4 separate regions of the Mus musculus genome follow, and regions 1, 2 and 3 are each linked to region 4. Evidence: chromatin loops called from intact Hi-C (ENCODE). Cell type or tissue: heart. All regions are shown on one strand.

Region 1 (5,000 bases), 310 kb after region 4:
GCTCAACCTTCCTAATGTTGCGACCCTTTAATGCTGTTCTTCGTGTTGTGCTGAGCCCCAGCCATAAAATGTATTTCGCTGATACTTCATAAGTATAATTTTGCTACTGCTATGAATTATAATGTAAATATCTGACATGCAGGCTATCTGAGAGGCAACCCCTTGAAAGGGTCGTTTAACCCCAAGGGGTCTTGACCCACAGGTTAAGAACCAATGATTTTCTGGCACCCAGATGAGCTCTGTGAGGATAAGAACTGTTGCCTGCTTAGTTCTCTGCAAACCACAGTGCCAGCGCATAGCAGGTGCTTAATAAATGTGCATTGTCTGTCCTACATCTTCAGCCCATTAATGTTGGCTCCTCATCTCCACTCTTCCAAATCAATGGTCTGCACTGGGTCTGGTCTAGACAGGTCTGTGTACTGCTCCTGAATCCCACTGCCCACTATGGCTCAAAACAGCTAGAAAGGTGCAGTGGTGGCTCAGGCCCAGGGTTAATTTTAGGGAGATTCTCAGCCTTCCCCTCACTAGGCACTCTTCTCTTTAAACACATGACATTTGAGAATGCACAGGCACAGCCTTGCCCCCACACCTGCCTCCTCTTAACGGCTCTCACTTAAGCCTCCCATATATAAACACGTCCTCTCTCCCGCCCACACATCGCACATACAAGCGCACACCTCCCACATGATCAACCACTCCATCACAGACCGCCCCCACTCCAAGCACTTATGGAGTAAACAGTGGTTCTGAGCCCAAGGATAGGGGAAATTCCAAGATCGCCACTGCTTTTTACAAGTCTGCTCTGTCCAGGACAGCCCTTTGCTTTCTCTTCTGCCGCACCCGGACCCTGCTGCGAAACACCCCACCCCACCCCCACCCCCTGCAGGTTTTCAAGTGGCGCTTTACAGCGGAGCCGCTGGTGTCAGCAGAGGCTAGGAAGGCAGCAGCTGCACCTTGGGCGAGGCCCAAGTGGCGGCAGGTGTCCGGGCAGGGACAGGAGAGAGAGTTGCCCTGGTTGTCCTGGGGGCGAGCACCCTCCTGGCCGCGCTTCCCAAGCTCTGGGGCACAGAAACCTTAACCTTGCGGTCCTGCTGTGGTCAAGACACTGCCCTGGAGTGCTCCTAACCCGCAGTCCCGCACTGCCACAACCCTACCTGGGGCTCCAGAAACATCCTGGCTACAGCTCCCGCTACCGGACCCGCAGGCGGTGTAGAAGCCCGACTACCCTCCGGGGCTGAGCCAGTGCCGCCCAAGCCCGGGGACTTCCCTCCCGTGACCCAGCCACCTCCCGCCCGGGGCGGGGCTGGCGAGCCTCGTGAACAAGACCCTGGGAGGAGCACTAGCAAGGGACAGGGCGAGGCACAGTGAGGCGTGAGCACCCGCAGGGTTTGTGGTGCTAGGTTTGGGAATGGCGTAAGGGTCAAGGCTCTGGGCTCTGGGCGGGGTGGGTCGTCTTGCTGGTGAAGTCCAGGAAGGAGAGGGGAGGGGAGGGGAGGGGAGGGCCAGGAAGGGTCCCAGACTCCTCCTTGGAGACTGAACGCTACAGAGCTACCGCAGGTGCCCAAGCAGCGCTTAGTTCAGATGCTTCCCCTGCCGGGCGGGCGCTCGCTCCACACAGCTGTAGTCTGAAGTGTCTTGAATCCTCAGTCCTTCTATCATCCCCAGAACGCCAGGGATACAGCAGCTGCTGTCGTGGAAGGGCTAATCCGAGTAAGGGATATGCCTGGTGCCTGTCTCTGAGGATCTATCTCACCTCACCCCCACCCCCACCCCACTCCCTGCACTAGGAAAGAATCCTGTCAGGTGCCTCCCACCGCAGCTCCAGCTCTTAGAGTTTAGATGGCAGCGGTGGGCTGAAATGAAGAATGCCCTCTCTGGGGATCTGAAACTAAGGAAGCAGATAGAGGCTGGGAGGGCAGAGAGAGCTGGGCCAGGTTCTAGGAGTCAAAGCTGCTCTCAGCTGGAACCATAGACCATAGACGGGGCAGAGGATGCCCAGGGGGGATTAAACAATCCTATGAGAGCACACAAGCAAGCCATGGTCCCTAATGGAGACTGATGACCCGGACTTTACCCCACCCTGTCTGATCTCTGCCCAGCGGCCTGAGGGAGCACACTTCTCTCCTGCCATCTCCCTTCCCCTCTTTCTCCATCAGCTCTCTTAGCACAAAGATCCATCAGCAGACAGACTCTTGGGTAGTTAGTTCAGTCTTGTGGAACTCTGAATGTTGGGCTCATTCCCTTGTCTCCTAGGAGGACCCAGGCCCTCTGGGCTCTGCCTCCCCTGACGTCTCTACCAGCTCGCACTGTCGCTGGACCCCACCTTTCTTCTCAGGGGTCTCAGAGCCCATAGTATTTATTCCCTCCTGGAACAGCTCCACAGATGGCGGGGAGGAGGGTGCATCAGCTTTCACACAGGGCCCCCCTCTTCCAGCCCTGCATCTTGTTCCAGGGGATGCAAAGCTCACAGTGACCTCTGCTGGCGAATCTTGTCAAGACCCACCTAGACCCTCGGGTGCTGGGCCCTTGCTAGGCTCAGGTCATTCCTTCAGACTGCTCTTCTAATACCAAGAGAAACAAAACTGGAGTTCTACTTCTAGGAAGTTACCTGTCCCTGCCTTCTTTAGCCCTGTTCCTTGACCCTCTAGGACACCTGGGTCCTAAGAGGGTGATGGCATTTCTCCCACATGCACAGTTAACAAGCCAGTTGCCACCTGCTCCAGAGCAAGCTTTCCCCAGGGAGCCTATCTAGTCCCATCTCTGGCAGACATGGATGAAGCTGTCTGTCACAAGTCTGACCTCAGCATGCATATATGCATCAATCCACATCTTTCCCAGCGTCCAGGGACCTAGGGAAGCTGGCAGGCTAAAGGCTGACTCCTGTCAGATGTCCTGCTTAAAGCTATCTCGCAGCAAGGGCTTGTGGTGCCCGACCCAAGACACCATTGGAAAGTGGAGATGTGATGCGGTCTGTAAACAGCTGCTGGGGTTACTGGAAAGGCAAGACACATGGGAGGACATGCTTCCCTCCTTACTCCAGACAGCGGGGGCTGTCCTTAACAGTCCTTGTCTATAAGAGACTACCCTGAGAGTGATTGAAAAAAGAGGCAGAGAAGCCTGGCTCTGTGATGAAAGTGACAGGGCCATCCTCATAAGCACAGGACAAAATTGTAAGCTATAGCATTTTGTCTGCTTCCGCGGGTGGATGGACTCCATTGGGGCCCAAGTAAGGTCTGGGCACTTTGGTCTTAAATTGCAGTGCTTCAGTAAAGATCACAGTGAAAAGCGGAGTCCCGGGGCCTCGGGGTTCTGTTGCTCTCTCTCTGTGAGGACCTCAGCTCCTCTAACCTGGCTTAGCATGGAGTGCTTCCCCAGGTGTGGGGTCACACCCCCTTAGGAGTCTGTCTATATGTCATCTTCTCAATGACATCTTTAAGAGGTCACCTTCCATCGTGGCCTATCTCCCTCACCACAGGTTCCCTCCTTGGGTTACTCAATCCAGCCTTATCTTTCCACCTCCTTATTGGTCTGCTTTAAAAAGAATCTGAGCACCATGAGAGGAAGATCTTTATCTGCTCACTGTTCAGTCAGTAACTGTAACTTGCCTGTGCATAGGGGCATGGTGGAATCCATCTATGGAACATATACACGAATATACTTGCCTGTTTGCAGATACAGATGTGGCTATGGAGTTAGATGTGAATACTAGTGTGGATATGCTGATCCTGATATATGGATACGAACAGAAATTGAGAAAGATAGGACAATGAAATATGGATAAAGATATAGGTTTTCATGTATAAAGATAGAATTTATGGGCAAAACATAGACATGGATAGAGAGATAAATATAGATATGGTATATAGATGTGGATTCAGGTATAGACAGCCAACACAGGGCTCAAGCCTATAATATATATAAGAACTTAACAAGCCAAAAGAGTCAAAGACCCGTTTGTATAATGAACAAAGTTATGGAGAGGTACTTCATGGTATAGCAGCATGTTTAAGTCATTGGAGTTTATCAGTCATCAGCCAGAGAGACGCTAAAATCACACTGTGAAAATCCCTACACACCCAGACTGGCAAAAATGAAAAAGCAGAAAATGCCAAGTGCTGGCAAGAAAGTGGCAAAACTGTCCGTTGCTAGTGGCCACATGGCCAGGGCAGTCATGTGAGAGCAAGCTCCAACTGTCTTCTGGGAGCTGAGCACACACAGATCTAAAAGCTCCACCTGGAGTATACAGACTTGGCAGAAACGCTCACAGACTCATACCTAGAGATACATGAGCACTGTCTCCGATGGCTTCTAACTAAAAACAACCCAAGCATCCCCCACAGAGGATGTTTCAAGACAGGCACAAACCAGAGCTCTGCATAACCATCTGGTCATCACCTCAGAAGGTTGCTAAGGGAAACCTATACACCAAGGAAGAAGGGTGGTTTTGATCATAAGGCACAGAAAGCATAAGACACATACACCACAAACCAAGAGATACAGGGTGTAAAACCATAAGTGAATAGAAGCTTAAAACAAACATTGTGCAGTTATTGACAATCAATAAAGTAGACTTCAAATCAAAATTGATCAGAAGAAATAAAAAAAGGTAAAAGGTCACTGCCTAATAATAAATGGAATAACTCATCAAGAAAATACAACAATAGTAAATACATATATTCCAAACCAGGCTCTCAGTTTTATAAACCACTAGTGGACATAAAAATTAGATACACTCTGACACAACACTAGTGGGAGGTTTCAGTACTTCGTCCTACTAATCTCTAGATAGGTGTCCCCCACTTGAACAGATGCATCCATATATATTCAAAAAGAGAGGGAGGGAGACCAGATTAATAAAGTTGAACATTAAAAAAAATGGAGACTACAACAGATCCCAATGAAACCCAGAGAATAATTAGGGAATATTTTGAAAATCTATTTTTTTAAACTAAAAGAGATAGATGTATTCCTACATGCACATGATCTACTTCTTAAATCAA
Region 2 (5,000 bases), 200 kb after region 4:
CCCCTCTTCTTGATCCCTCACCTGAAAAGGAGCTGTCTTCTTCTCTTTCTACAGATGGTGGTTTCCCCCTGCTCACCATCTTCCTCCAGGTCTTTCTGGGGTCCACAGCCCAGAGAGAGGGAGAATGCCATTGGCCAGGCTGTACCCGTGTGTACTTCTCCTTCATCAACGACACCTTCCCAAATTGTAGCTCCTTCAAAGCCCAGGATCTCTGCATCCCAGAGACAGCCGTGTCCTTCCGAGTCAGGGAGAACAGGCCTCCTGGCACCTTCTACCACTTCCACATGTTACCCGTGCAGTTCCTTTGTCCCAACATCAGTGTGAAGTACAGTCTCTTAGGAGGTGAGTTCCAGCCTCAAGGGGCTATTCCTTTGTCCTGTTACATGGGAGGCATGGTGCTATAAGCCCTTAGGGTGAGCCACGAGTTCTTTTTGCCACTTGTTGAGTATTCCAGAAGTATCTCTCTTGAATGTCTGTCACCAGCCAAGTAGTGTTGAAGGAAGTTAGGATACAACTGTAAACAAACAAACGATCTGGCGTCTTGCCTGCCTTGAAGCCTCTAGTCATCTGGAGGATAGAGCCCTTGGACACGTCAAGGAATCTAGATGGTTTCTAAGGAGGAGTGAGAAGCTGAGAGAACAGAGAGGTAGGGGCCACTAAACCAAGTGGGTAGGTGCCAAAAGGCTCTGGCCCCAGAAGGTGCTAAACTGAGACCATTTGTAGTTGGACTGCAGTTAGCCACTAGAGAAACAGTGGCAAACAGGGGCAGGCTGGCTATGTCAGGGGAAATGTCAGGGTTTCTTTCCCTAGTGCAGGGGAAACTGTGGAAGTCGGGGGGCAGGTATGAGAAGTCTCCACTTGCATCTAAAAAGGCTTAGTTGGGCTCCTATGTTGGGTACAGTTCGTGCCAGGGTAGTGTATGGTACAGTTAGGGACACGGAAGGGTCCAGGACAGACTCCTGATTGGGAGGATGGGCTGATAGCGAGGCTGGAGTTGGCATGAAAATCGTGGAGCTTCCTGGCTTGCTCTTAAGGAGACCCAGATGGATTCTTCTAAGCTAGAGATGGGGTGTTGAACCCAGTTCCAGGGGTTCTGCTAGCATCCGCAGGCACAGCAGACCTTTCTGGGGAGCTAGCCCTTCTAGCAAAGTGGACCTGTATACTTTGACATCTTGCTTATGTAGAATAAATGAAGGCTTCAAGAAACCAATCAGGTCACAATCGCAGGACACAAACAACAGGAAATCAAATCCCATATCCAGAAATCCTGGTTGGAATGTCAGTCACACCCCTGATGTCCAGTATCTGTTTTCAAGTCATCGAACCGGGATGTTTCTCCCATTGTCTGACACGAGCAAATGTCATGTCTGTGATTTAAAAAAAAACAAAATGGATGACATTGTGAATCTGACCATACCTGGAGCTGGCTCTCTGCCTATCCTCTGCCCTCCTGGGCATCCCCCCTCCAGGCCATGACAGAGACACCTGGCCTTATGTCAACCCTTGTCTGCCCATTTGCATGAGTGAAGGCTCCAGGCACAAAACAGTAGGTGACACAAACCTCACACAGCCTATATTTGGAGTACTGTGTGCCGTCCCCACAGAGCCCACTGCCATCCACTCTGGGTAGAACCATGAGCAAGGGAGGCCACGCCCCATCCCCTACCCAGTGGTCATGCGGTATTCCCTTCTGCTTGGTGACAGGGGATAGTCTGCCCTTCCGTTGTGACCCAGACTGCCTGGAGGTGAGCACTCGCTGGGCCCTGGATCGAGAGCTCCGGGAGAAGTATGTGCTGGAGGCTTTGTGCATAGTGGCAGGCCCTGGTGCCAACAAAGAGACGGTGACTCTGTCCTTCCCAGTGACAGTGTATGATGAGGACGACTCGGCGCCCACCTTCTCTGGAGGTGTGGGCACTGCCAGCGCGGTGGTGGAGTTTAAGCGGAAGGAGGTTGGTCCCACAGTGGCATTTGATTGTCTGGTTGTCTTGTCCTGTGCATGTTTGGTGTTTGTCCCTGTCGGCAGTTTATATTTGATCTGTTTAGCTAGCTGTTCCACTAGCCGTCCAGTCATGTGACCCTCTACTTGTCCTTTGTGTCTTGTCTGTTTGGCTGACTGCCAGCCAGATAGCTGCAGTAAACTGGGCTGGCACTGTGAAGGCCCGAACCTGGGGTGCTTAGATTGTGTATAATGAGGCCAAGGGCCTCATGAGGAGAGCACTGGGGAAGAACACTCAGGCTCACTTGACCTGGCAAAAAGGAGGGTACTCCCTTCTGCTGGCAGCTGGGCAACTTGTCCAGGAGTGTCCTATGAGAGGATGTCCTCGCCCATGCTGCTTTGACCAGCCTAGGTGGTGTGCTACTGCCACCTGCTGGGCTTCAGGCTACTCTGCAGCCTGCTCTTAGGCTCAGTAAGAAGGGTGTTTTGCTTCTCTGGGGAACTAACTAGCTACAGGCTTCCTAGGGAGTGAGAGCAGTATGGGGAAGCGAGAAAGTATCTGATTAGACAACCTTAGAGTAACCCAGTGGCCCTGTGGCTTTGCTTACAAATCTTACCCGAGGCCCTGGGGACAAACATTCAGTTCTGATCGTCTGGCCCTAGGATTGGTTCAAAGAACACATAGTTGGTCTAGTTCTGGGCTGTGCGAGGTCATGTGATCCTCTGACTATACCTGCGCTGACTGGCACTCTGCTTTCTGTAGGGCACTGTGGTGGCCACCCTGCAGGTGTTCGATGCAGATGTGGTGCCAGCGTCTGGGGAGCTGGTGAGACGGTACACAAACACACTCCTCTCAGGGGACTCCTGGGCCCAGCAGACCTTCCGGGTGGAGCATTCGCCCATCGAGACCTTGGTCCAGGTCAACAACAACTCCGTTCGGGCAACCATGCACAATTACAGTAAGAAGCCAACGGCGTGATGTTTTCCCAGAACTTCAGGACACTTGGTATACACACACACACACACACACACACACACACACACTCTCACACACTACAGGAAAACCACATACATTCCATACACCAAAATATGTCCCACTGAGCACACCCATTCCAGGCCCCACACAGTCTGTGTATACAAACACTACCCAAACACCCCATACACAAACTCATTTAAATATGCTAATTTACACCCGCCCACCAGTAAGTAAACACCACACTCATACATTTCATACCCACCTAACACACTACACCCACAAAAGTATACACACTTTGTATACATATCAAACCACAGGACATAATAAACCCCTATATATAAACACACCACACATGTACCACATGTACCGTATGTCTCTCTGGAGCATATGCATGTGTACACACACACACACACTCACACACGAGATCTAGCCGAGTAAAATGTTTAGCTTTTAAATATCAGTACTATTGTAAGACTGCCCACCAGACCTGCAGGGTTGGACGTTGGTGTGGCTATATAGTATGTGGCACAAGACGTGATGATGAAGGATAGTAACTTGTTTTGTCTCCTTGTCGTGCCCGCCTACAGAGCTGATTCTCAACAGGAGCCTGTCTATCTCAGAGAGCCGAGTCCTGCAGCTCGCGGTCCTGGTCAACGACTCAGACTTCCAGGGGCCTGGGGCAGGTGGTATCCTCGTCCTCCATTTCAACGTGTCTGTACTGCCCGTCACCCTGAACCTACCCAGGGCCTACTCCTTCCCAGTGAATAAGAGGGCCCGCCGCTATGCCCAGGTGAGCCCGTGGCCCATTACATGGCATGAGGTTAGGGGGTTCCAAGACTGCAGGCAGGGCTATGGGTGGGTGGCACCTCTTCCCTAGCCCATCCAGTGCAGCGTTAGCATAGGTGGCTCCCTAGTAGAGGGATCCTTAAGCCTCTGTTTACCCCGCTTCACCCTAGAGAGCTCCTAGCCTCTCGTTAGCTCCCAGAGCAAGCCTTCTGATCTTACCGTCTTACTTCTTGGTATCTTTAAAACATTTTTTTTTTTTGCACTAATACAAAACATTTCCAGGTAACCCCGTGTATGCCTACTTGGAAAGATGTTCTTGGCTGTACTGTTAAGTGGAAAAAGTGGTTGGAGGAACCTGGTCTCTGGTGTCTCTGTCAATGCAAAAATACCTTTTTAATGGGGGGAGGGGACTTTAGTGGGTAGCAGACTGTGGTTGGCAGTAGTGGCTTGTGGGAAAAGGCAGGGGTCACATCTGCTTATAGAATTTTACGCGCTAGAGACATCACAAGGTAATGTTCATATTTGTCTTTGGAAAATGATAAATGAAATGGAGAAGTAAAAGATTGGGGTCGTGGTTCAGTGGTATAGATCTGTCCTAGCACGCACTAGGCTCCATCCCCAGCACCGCTAAAAATAAATGAAAATACAAAGAGTAGAAAGTGAGCGGTGGTCTTCATTAAAATGATGAGGATTGAGGGCACATGTCCCTCCCACCCCTTGACCACCAGAGACAGCATTTGCTGCCGTTCTGACTTGTTTCTTCTCAAGCACTCACGGTGTCTGTTTGTTGGTTGCTTTTAGTTCATTTGTGGTTTGCGCACGTGTGTGTGTGTGTGTGTGTGTGTGTGTGTGTGTGTGGTGGGGGGGGGGGGTGTAGAGGGTTGATCTGTCTTCGGACTGTGTTTAGAACAGTCTCCTCTTGTGCCCGGGTCTTTCCAATTCTTAAAGTCGGTTCCAGATTCTCACTCACTCCTGTCACCAGCACACGAAGGACCTGCCTGTAAATAGAGAGAGCCTTTAGCCCTTCTCCAGGGTGAGAACATCAGGTCGGGAGTGGGGATGACAAAGTGAAGGGCTTGAGAAGGGGTTGGAGGTATCAGTTAGAGGCGGATCCACCTGCATTTAAAAGACCTGGGAGCCTCAGTCATTGCCCTGTAGTGATTGGTTTCTTACTGTCTCCATAGTTTTGAACTTGGATATTTTTAAGGGTCCCCCGAGAAGATAGAGGTGAACGTTCTTTGTAAGGGAAAGTGAAGCAACCAGGAGGTTGGATTGTTAGGGTGTCCGTGTGGCTTGGGAAAC
Region 3 (5,000 bases), 180 kb after region 4:
GAATCACAAACAAGCCCAACAGGACCCCCAACCGTCTTCACCACATGATATGTTGTACACTGGAAGCAGGCTCTCTGTCCCTCTTTCTCTTGATCAGGGCTCCTCCCCTCTTCCCGCCTCTAACCCCAGAAGAAGCTGCAGGCTCCAAACGCGCTTCTCACTCCCGCCCCCTTGATAAATGGCGGAGGATGCTCTTCGCGTCCAGAGACTGGAGGGACATCATTCTAGACTCTGGGTCTCTGCGAGTATAGGTGACCAGTCGGCCCAGACGCCGAATCTTCTGTGTTGCTCTTTCTGGGCGGCGGGAAAGGACTAACAGAAACAGCAAGCGAGACGCACGGGGTGAGAAAGTGGCTATGCCGGCAAATGATCATGGATCCAGGTTACCTTTAGTAGACCAGCACCCGCACCACAACCCACACGCACCCAGCTCCGACCCGCGCTCATCTAGAGAGGAAATAGAGGTTCCCCTAGCAGTCGGGTGCCGCCCCACCTTGCCCCACACAGTACCTGGAGCCCCGCCCCTCCACACACACCCGCACCCCTGGTCCCGCCCCTCTCGCTGCCACTCCCTCTGCGCCCTGCCCTGCCCCAGTCCGCTCCCCGGGCGCAGGCAGCGCAGGTCTCTCATCAGTACCGCAACCGGAGCCGTGCAAGCAACAGCAGAGAGCGGCTCCGAGTCCGCAGCTGGGAGTCGCGCCCGGACGCAACGCGCCCGCAGTGCCCGCTGCGCCCGGGCTGGCATGGGGAGGCCCGGCTGAGCGCCGCACCCCACCGCCGCCGAGACCCGCCTGCTCCTCAACCGCGGCCCTCGCGCGCACGGGCGATGGCGAAAGCGACGTCCGGCGCCGCAGGGCTGGGGCTGAAGCTGATTTTGCTCCTGCCGCTGCTAGGAGAAGGTGAGTCCTACGGGCGGCTGGGACGGTAGGGGCCGGGGTGAAGTTAGCGCTGCGCGCCGAGCCGGGAAGCTGACGCGCGCAGAAGCGCGCTTACATTGGCTGTCACCGGCCGGCTGCGCGGCTGGCGGGCCTCCGGGTCTGGGAACCGGGTCGCTGCGGCTAGCTGCTGCGCTTGGGCCACCGGCTGGGCGGGGCTCGGCTCGCCTTGGGTCCGTGCGAGTTGCGAGCCGGGCAGAGTAGACTGCTCCGCCAAAGCCGCAGCTGAACATCCCAAGCTGGTCGCTTTTCCAGCCGCGGCCGGCCGTGTGCCCGAGCGAAGCGGACAGATCTTGTCGCCTTTGGGGAGCAGCTGCGAGCGGACAGGGTAGGCAGCCCTGGGAAGCCCACGACTTGAGCCAGCGCTTGGAGACTGCAGCGCCCAGATTTTCTTTTCGCGTTTCAATTCTGCACTTGCTGTAGCTCCATTCGTCTGGCTGAAGGGCGCTGAGGCAATCTTTAGTAAAGGTTATTTTTCCTGTGTGTGTTTTTGCCGCCCTGATCTTTAAAAACCTAAAAGCCTGTGGTCTCTCCCCCCCCGCCCCCCCCCCGTCCCCGCGTGTCTTCGCCGAGAGCTCTGAGCTCTGCCCCACAGTTGGGAGTCCTGTGTCACATGCTATTCCGCTGGAGCACATGAAAATGTGTCTTTTGGAGGCATAATAGGGTCCAGGGCTGACATTTAGTTACCCAGAGCTTTGGGCCCTGCCACTCGGGAGTGTGGTGATGGGCTGCCAGCATCATGGACAGCACACATAGGCGCCCCTCATTAGGTGTGGCCTTTCAAAGGCTGGTCACTGCCCTCGCTCCTATACCCTGACCAAATGAACCACAAGGATACAGGATATTGACCCGGTTGGCTGCACATTTTACTGTCCTTCAATCTACCCTAACTTGGTTCCCTCTGGAAAATATTTGTACCAAGTTTCCCTCTGATAACAGAATTGAGCCCAGGCCACCCACTCCCATTACTTACAAAAGGTTTGCAACCTTTGGAAATAGGCAAGACTGTTCATCTTGCCTCTAGCTCAGAGTCGTGTACTGGGTTCACAGACCAGCCCAGGACTGCATTTGCAGGCCTTCCAAGTACCGCAGAGAAGTATGGAGAGGGGAAAAGATAAAGACCTTATCGTTCTGGGGGGGGGGGCAGATTGGAGTGTCTGTTCCTGGGTCCTAAGGTGCTGTGGGGCACAGTGCTGCAGAGGGTCATAGGCTCCAAGGCTGTGTAGCAAAATACAGAGCTTAACATTGTGTAGCTGCTCTGTGTCATTGGGTTTAAACTTCACAGGTGCAGGTATGTAGTCAGGAGTAAACCAGGAAGACATGTGTTGAGCAACTTCCCTCCACCCACCTAACCCTGAATCTAGTGAGGTCCCCAGCCGTGTAAGGGACCCACCTCAAGGGTCTGGCCTGTGGCATGTGGCAGGCAGAGAGGGAGATTTCTATGTGAAACCTCTGGCTCAGAATCAGGTGGCCACAGACAGCTTATAGAATCCAGGACTATGAGGTTTTAAACCCACCCCCTTCTGGATGGCCAAGAATCCACGATAGAGGTCCAGAGAGGGCCACAGCAGCCTCATACCCAGGAAGAAGTGATGGGGGTTTTGGAGAAGCCCTCTAACCTGGACTCTGGTGCAGCTGTTGTGACATTCACTGATCTCCAAACTGCCACTAGAGAGCTCGGGTGCGGTTCCTCAATAGAAGGATTGGGAACAGCGTGGCCTCCGGTGCCCTCTTGTGGATACAGTGCTCTAGTGGCTGGGCCTGATGCCCACGGTTTTGAGTGGGTTTTGAGTGGGTCTGTAGAAGTAAGGGAGCCTTGTTAACGAGACTCGCCATACTCTGATTTCAAGTTACTCATCCATGCTCCCACTCTTGCTCACAAGCTCATGCTCAAGAGACCTGTGGATAAGAATGGCCTGGCTCCCTTCTCACCCTCTTCCAAACACCCCACATGGACATAGAACTGTGTCACGCATTTCCCATCGCTGTCGGGCCCAGTGTCCTGGAAGTAGAGATTGACAACCTCCTTCTGTTAACATTTTCTGGACTTTTTGCTGCTCCATACAGACACAACTTGACTAAGTGGATGAGGAGACTGAATCACAGTATCTTGGTCTCCCCTACATGTCCCGGGGCTCCTGGCCCCCCTCCACTCCCAACTACTTGTCAAGACTCCTGTCCCCCATCCTCTTGGATTGGCATCTTGCTTAGTATCTCTAGCTGTGAGAACCAAAGGGTCAGTCATGGAGGGGCCCTTTCTGGACAACCCTTCTGTGTAAGTGTGAGGGGAGCCATAATCGGTCGACATCACCCAGAGCTTTCCTTGTGAGTGAGCACTGAGGTCTGGTCCTCCCTGCTTCCCCTCTTTGTTTCTCCCTTCCTTCCTTCCCTTACTGAGCTCAGGGGATCCTGGAGATTTGTCCTGGTTCCCCAGGGTTATCCCGGCCCTTCTTTGTCTCTTCCCCTGAGCTGTTGAGCCCATTCTCAGGGCTGGGCCAGCCAGGGAGTCCTGAGGGTGGGGCCTGAGAGCAGACAGCATGTAGGGAAGTGACTGAGCCCATTCACTAGATTGCCTTTATTTTGTAGAATTGCTTTAGGAATGGGCTAAGTAAATGACTTGTTTCCTTGGTGGTGTGAAGAAAGTGGGATGTATTCACCTAATGGGGTGCTAATGGCCTTTTAGCCAGGGGAGGAGAAAACTAATTAAAAATTATAGTATCTGTAGAAATGGAGCCTGGATAGGAAAGGAAAGGATAGCTGGAAGCTGCTACCTCCCTTGGGATCCTCTGCTGGCAAAAGACTCTGTTGATCCCCTCTCCTGCTAACACTAGCAGCAGCTTCCCCTGCCATACTGTTGATAACCCTGTAAGGTTTGTGGTCTTATTTTCCCATTTCGCAGGTGAACAAACTGAGGTTCACCAAATCTATAGATTCTGGAGCTCATGGAAAGCTAAGGACTCCCCGGGTCCAGGTCTCTTGTGTTTAGCAAAGCCAGTGAGAGCTTGGTACCAGGAGTAGAGATGAAGAGCGATCTGGGAGAGGACAATGTTCCTGCCGGTCACACCACAGCAGGTCACTCATGTATGACAGCAGGTGCTCTGGAGAAAGGCTGGACCAGAACTAGGAGTGACATGTGACATAGAGCACTGCCCACAGACACAAAGCCTGAGCCTTTGTGGGTCTGAGCAGAGTTCTCAGTGAGATGTTTTTGCCCTTGCTGACTGGCTGACCCTGGGAGTCTCCTGGGCTAGGAATGAACATTAGGCCTGTCTCTGTCAGAGCTGTCCCAGAGAGGGAACCTGTGTGCTCTAGGCATTATAAGACGTTGTGTGTATAGTCAGAGGGCTGGTAGGGACAAGACACCCAAGGACTGTCCTTTGCACCGTGTCTGAAGGAAGTGCCTTCCTTTCATCATGGTGTCATGCTAGGGGAGAGGCACAACCGTGTGCCCTCATCCAGATGGAATCCACTTCCCTAGGGCACTGGGAATGACCGATAAAAGCAAACGCCCACTGTGTGCCCAGGAGACGGGGCAGTGCTGGCTAGGAGTGCAGCCTATACTTACTCAGTAATTCTTTGCTTCTGGATGAGTGGCCATAAGTGTACTGTGGAGGGATGGTGTGTGTGTGTGTGTGTGTGTGTGTGTGTGTGTGTGTGTGTGTTTTCATGCACGCACATGCACACTTCTAGGTTAAGTCTGGCGCTTGCCTGGCTGCCGGTCTCTCCCTTCAGTCCTCTTCCATCAGCTCTGCTTCCCTCTTTCCCTCCTTCCCCATTATTTTTCTGTATGAATGACTTGATAGTACTCATCAAAAAGAGCCTTGAGTATTGCTTTGCAAGGAGGAACTAACAGCAAAAGACACACCTAATAGTTACGGAGAGAGAGGGAGGGGGAGGGGGTATGGTTCCTTTAGAGACAAGCGGCTTGGAAGCAAGACAAGGAAACAAGGAATGGGGTGCTTGGCAGAGAGCCCTGGGCATGGACCACAGAGGAAGTGATGTCACGGGGGGGGGGGGAGGGCACTGCCTCTCTGGTCTGTGAGGAATGTCTTCTGTACCCTCTGG
Region 4 (5,000 bases):
GCTCGCCTATGATTTCAGAGGTTTAGTCCATTATCATCATGGCAGGAAACATGGCGCTGTGCAGTCATATGTGCTGGAGAAGGAGCCAGAAAGTTCTACATCTGGGTTCACAGGCAGCAGGAAAAAAACTCACCCTGGGCGTGGCTTGAGCATCTGAGACCTCAAAGCCCACCCCAAGTAAGGCCACACTTACTCCAACCAGGTCACACCTCCCAATATCTACACTCCCTATGGACCCGTGGACACCATTTTTACTCAGATCACCACAGCACCTTCCTTTGAATAAAACTAAGTGTACTTCCTGTTTCTGGGTTGGCTCTCTGGGGCACACCCTCCTGGCCAAGAGTAAACTTTGCCTTGTCCAGACACCTATGTTGGAATAGTGGCCAGTCATTTATACAACCCTGAACTTAATTTCTAACAGTTTCAGTCTCCCTCGCCCGAATCATCTCTAACTCCTTGTCTATGAGGATCTGGGGTGATTGCCTTACTAGGACGGGCTGAAGAATTTTTTAGAAGCTGTTCTTGCTAACACTTTAATCTGTTGATTGAATACATTATAAGAACATACAAAAAGGCTGCATGCCTTGATGTGATGGGGAAGGGACAGAGCTTCATTTATGCCAGCCAGGGTCTGCAAAGACCCAGACTGGCTGTTTCCGCCCCTGCCCTGTCCTTGTCTGGTCATACCCATCGGATGCCATACTAGTTACCTTCTTCAGTGTTTCCCACCTTGCAGTTTATGCCTAGCATTTAATCACTCCCTTTACACGTTTTTACTGTAACAGCATTGATACTCTTGGTTAGGGTTTCAGAGCAAAGGCAACTTGGGTAGGAAAGGAGAGTTGTTTGTTATCTTACAGCTTGTGGTCTGCCATCAAGGGAAGTCACGGCAGGGCAGGAACCTGGAGACAGGAACTGATAGAGAGGCCATGGAGGAGTGCTGTTTACACAATGGCTTGCCCAGTCCCATTTCTCAGACAGCTCAGGACTACCTGCCTAGGGGTGGTACCACCCTCCACAAGGCCAGTCTTCCCACACCCATCCTTAGTAAAAACAGACTTGCCTTCAGATCAAGCTGATAAGGCATTTTCTCCATTGGAGTTCTCTCTTCTTAGATACCTTGTGCTAAGTTGACATAAAACTGGTCAGTACAGTGAGATTTCCTGTAGGAAGTAAGTCAGCTTTGTCCCCAGAACTCAATCTAAGGTCTTACCATCTTCCAGAGGCATCTAGACAGCTACCCCTCCCTTCCTCTGCAGCCTTAGCCCTGTCTCTTTGTTCTGTGCCCCACTTGCCCAGAAACTGTTTTAGATTCACCCCTACTTGGGAATTCTGTGCCTTGGCCCTGGCTCCTGAGTCTGTCCCCAGGGGTTCCATTCCATCTCTTCTAATGTTATTTGCATCTGTTAGCTGAAAGATCACAAGACTGGAAGGCTGACCTATGTAGGGTACTTTCTGAAGCTCTGCTGAAATGACTGAGAGCCAAGCTGGTAGCTGTTCCCTTGGGTTGTCTTTCCAGGCCCGGAGCTGGCCCGAGGCCCTTTATGCAGAACGTGCAGGGCATTGGAAGCTAGGCGTGCACACAGAGGAGCCTCGGTTTCCTTACCTGTATAATAAACAGAACCAGGGATATGCCGTGGCTCTGAGGTCTGCCTTTGGGACCAGAAGCAGCATCGATTCCGCTTGTGAGCCACTGTACCTCCACAGTGAGAGGTGTGGGTGGGAGGGAAGGAGTCAAGTGTGTGTACAGCTGCATGTGAGCATCTGCAAGTGTGCGCATCTGAATGCACTCAGGGAGACTGTCGTGTATGGCTGCAAACAAACACACATGAGCTCACATCTGGTTAGCGCACTCAGAGGACTTTCTTTCCCTAGATCCTAGGGGATTAGGGATGTGAGCCCCGTTCTCCGCACCTCCGTGTGAGATTATTAGCAGCTGCAGTGGTCAGAAAGACTGCATGCTGCTCTATGGAGCAGTCTAAGGAACCCCCATAAGGGTCTCTTCATTGGGAGTTACAGCAGCAACCACGAGATGGCGCCATAGGGCAAGGGCTGCAAGAGGAAGGCCAGCCTAACGGGGGCTTCAGAGCCAGACGCCCCCTTCAACTGAACGCTGATGGTTGCAGCCAGCCCCGGATGCTGACCCAGGCATACAGTGAGCACTGAGCACAGAATAACTGCTAGACAGAACTCTTACGATTATTTTGTGCTTATATTCCCAGGGCTGACTGCAGAGCGTGAGCTCACTCATTTTATCTGGAGCTTTGCATGTTTGTTTGTGTAAGAAAGAAAAAAATGTATCATTTAAAACATCCAGGGTTGAGCTCAAAGTACAAAAGAGTTTAATTTTGCCAGTCAGTAGCTATGTGGCTTTGGATATATCTTTGGGGAAAAAAAAGTGTGTGTGTGATATAATCAATTTTTAGAATACATGTGGATGAGTATGCATGGGTATAATGTGCACTACACCTATGGAAATGCGTGTGTGTTTGTATCTCGGCACATGTGTGCATCTGAGTATGACTGTCCTGATTAGTTATATATCCACCTTACATAAGCTAGAGTCATTTGGGAAAAGGGACACTCAATTGAGAAAATGCCCCCATAAGATCTGCCTGTAGACAAGACTGTAGGGCATGTTCTTGATTAGCAGTTGGTGTGGGCTGGCCAAGCTCGCTGGGGGCAGCTCTGCTCTTGAGTTTGGTCCTGTGTGGCTTAAGAAAGCAGGCTGAGAAAGCCATGAGGAGGAAGCCAGTCAGCAGTGTTCCACCATGGCTCCGGCTTCAGCTCCTGTTTCCATCTCCCCGCCCTGCTTGAGGTCCTTCCCTGGCTTCTGTGGTGAACTCAGATGTGGAAGTGTGAGCAACATAAAGTTTTTCCTCCTCAAGTTGCTTTCGGTCACGGTGTTTTATCACAGCAATAGAATTCTCTGTGTGGTTGCAGTATAGGTAAATGCTATAAGGGAGGGAGGAAGAGAGGGGGGTGAGGGAGGAGGGAGGGAGGGAGGGGGGGAAGGTTGAAGAGTTGAGAGGAAATAAGCTGAAGTTGGTAGAAAACATACATTTGTTGCCAAGGAGAGAAGCCACCACTTAAAAAAATCTTAAGGATCATTTTTGCCGGTGTAAGGTGGGGAAATCCATTTGTAGTTAAGAAGAGAGGGCTCTCTGTCGGGGGATGGACATGTCACTAAATTTCATCCCATGCTTTGGGGAACAAAGAGGAAGGCACAGCTAAGATGAAGGAAGAGGGCCAAACAGGAACCAGAGGCACAGAAAAAGGCTTAGGCACAGAGAGGGCAGCTGGGTAGCTGGATGAAGGTCCTTCTTTTGGGAAGAGGCCATTGCAGGAATTTGCCCTGGAAGGAAGGCAGGATCGACCAGGGTAGGTCAGACACTTGACCATGTTCTGGCCCAAGGCATCCCTCAGATGGGAAATGTTGGTGTTCAGCAACCACTGGAGAGACACAAAGTTTCTTCTCTGTGCTATGTCTTAAAATAAACTCCAGGGGGATTAAAAGTTTAAGCAAGATAAATAAGTACATAAATAAATGACGATCATAGCTCAGTGGTACAGCCTATGTCAGGCCCTGGAGTCAATTCTGACTGCATTTTTTTTTAAGGTAGCTAACTTGGGTCAGTCAAGGGAAGCTGGGGACGAGAAATGGACACAGAAAGTCACCCTGCTGCTGACTTAGGGTCTGAAAACATGCTGGGCTCGGGGAGGGCGTCCTAATTCCTGTCCCAAGGAGGCTGAGGTGAGGTCCTGAACCAAGAAAGGGAATGCTCAGGTGAGACAGCAACTGGAACCCAGCCCTGGACACAGAGTCACTTACCATATTGGTTTGGGGAAGGGAGATGTGCCCAGACCTTCAAGGCAACAAGGAGATGCCATCTGGTGACAGATTCCAGCGGTCCCAGGAGATAGAAAAACCCAGTAGAGCATGGCATGAATTAGCAGAGATAAAATCCCAGCTCAGGCTCAGCAAAGAAGTCTGCCGGGGGGGGGGGGGCACAGCAAGCTGAGGCGGCGGGGGGGGCACAGCAAGCTGAGGCGGCAGGGGAGGGGGCACAGCAAGCTGAGGCAGCGCGCGGGGTGGGGGCACAGCAAGCTGAACTCAGGAGCAGCAGAGAGCAGCTAATCTGCTGTATCGGCGTTCGTCCTTGCGTTGGTTCCCTTCAACAGTCGGTACCTAGGAATACACATAGGTTCCTGGAAACTTTCAGGAAAAATAAAAATGTTCTTAGAGAAGAGACTTAGAAACATGGGCACAGGATATACCTTGGATTTATCACTTGGACTTTTGTGGATTGAGTTAATAGAAGCTATGTCTCAAATATTCAGGGACCGCAAAGGGAAAAGTAGATTGGAGATTCCTTTCTGTGCTAAGAAAATCTAGGCAGCTCCTGTCATATGTTGTGGCTTCTTTCTTTCTCCCTCCCTCCCTCCCTCTCTCCCTCCCTCTCTCCCTCCCTCCCTCCCTCCCTCCCTCCCTCCCTCCCTCCCTCCCTCCCTCCCTTCCTTCCTTCCTTCTCTCCTTCCTTCCTTCCTTCTCTCCTTCCTTCCTTCTCTCTCTCTCTCTCTCTCTCTCTCTCTCTCTCTCTCTCTCTCTCTCTCTCATACCAGGCGAGGTGTGATTTGCATGCTCTTTATTTCGAACTCCAGTGCATCCCTCTCGTTTCACAGATAAAGTAGAAGAAAAGCTAAGCTAAAGAGAAGCTAAGTAGATGCCCCCATGGTTCTCACAGCCTTTCTTCTGTTGGGTGGAGGTGCAGATGCACTGAGACTTAGACAAGGAACTAGGTCAGCGCTTCTCAACCTTCCTAATGCTGCTACCCTTTTAATACAGCTCCTCATGTTGTGGTCACCCCTCCCCCCCCATCATAAAGTGATTCTCATTGCTTCATAATTATAAGTTTGCTACCTCTAGGAGTTGTAGTGTAAACATCTGATACGCAGGATATTTGCTATGTAGCATCTATGAGGGTTGTGACCCACAG

Evidence for each region. Peaks named below come from ENCODE experiments on the same cell type or tissue, not always from the same donor. Only the 100,000 strongest peaks of a DNase experiment are listed, where the experiment ranks them.
Region 1: it touches region 4 in a loop (3.0-fold over the local background); 7 of 42 quality-filtered maps call a loop at or near these places.
Region 2: it touches region 4 in a loop (8-fold over the local background); 41 of 42 quality-filtered maps call a loop at or near these places.
Region 3: it touches region 4 in a loop (6-fold over the local background); 23 of 42 quality-filtered maps call a loop at or near these places.

Annotation. Positions count from the first base shown.
Region 1 is chr6:118,062,617-118,067,616 of GRCm38, reverse strand. Rasgef1a (RasGEF domain family, member 1A) reads right to left here and starts at 1,232. Exons shown (of 13, transcript NM_027526.1): 1 at 1,155-1,232. The coding sequence starts at 1,172. In heart, a CTCF peak has its summit at 2,487 (motif pointing left); DNase peaks (open chromatin) are centred at 1,276 and 2,436; H3K4me3 peaks cover 1,571 bases; H3K27ac peaks cover 1,093 bases; H3K27me3 peaks cover 2,410 bases.
Region 2 is chr6:118,177,167-118,182,166 of GRCm38, reverse strand. It overlaps Ret (ret proto-oncogene), which reads left to right. Exons shown (of 19, transcript NM_001080780.1): 3 at 55-342; 4 at 1,705-1,949; 5 at 2,700-2,895; 6 at 3,500-3,702. Among named protein-coding and RNA genes, the nearest start is that of Ret, 18 kb to the left of the region's middle. In heart, no CTCF peak of the experiment used is centred here; a DNase peak (open chromatin) is centred at 2,246; H3K27me3 peaks cover 1,215 bases.
Region 3 is chr6:118,192,960-118,197,959 of GRCm38, reverse strand. Ret (ret proto-oncogene) reads left to right here and starts at 216. Exons shown (of 19, transcript NM_001080780.1): 1 at 216-899. The coding sequence starts at 827. In heart, a CTCF peak has its summit at 2,668 (motif pointing left); DNase peaks (open chromatin) are centred at 809, 989, 1,581 and 2,640; H3K4me3 peaks cover 1,756 bases; H3K27ac peaks cover 566 bases; H3K27me3 peaks cover 4,929 bases.
Region 4 is chr6:118,376,719-118,381,718 of GRCm38, reverse strand. No RefSeq gene overlaps it. Among named protein-coding and RNA genes, the nearest start is that of Bms1, 40 kb to the left of the region's middle. In heart, a CTCF peak has its summit at 2,027 (motif pointing right); a DNase peak (open chromatin) is centred at 2,038; H3K27me3 peaks cover 1,979 bases.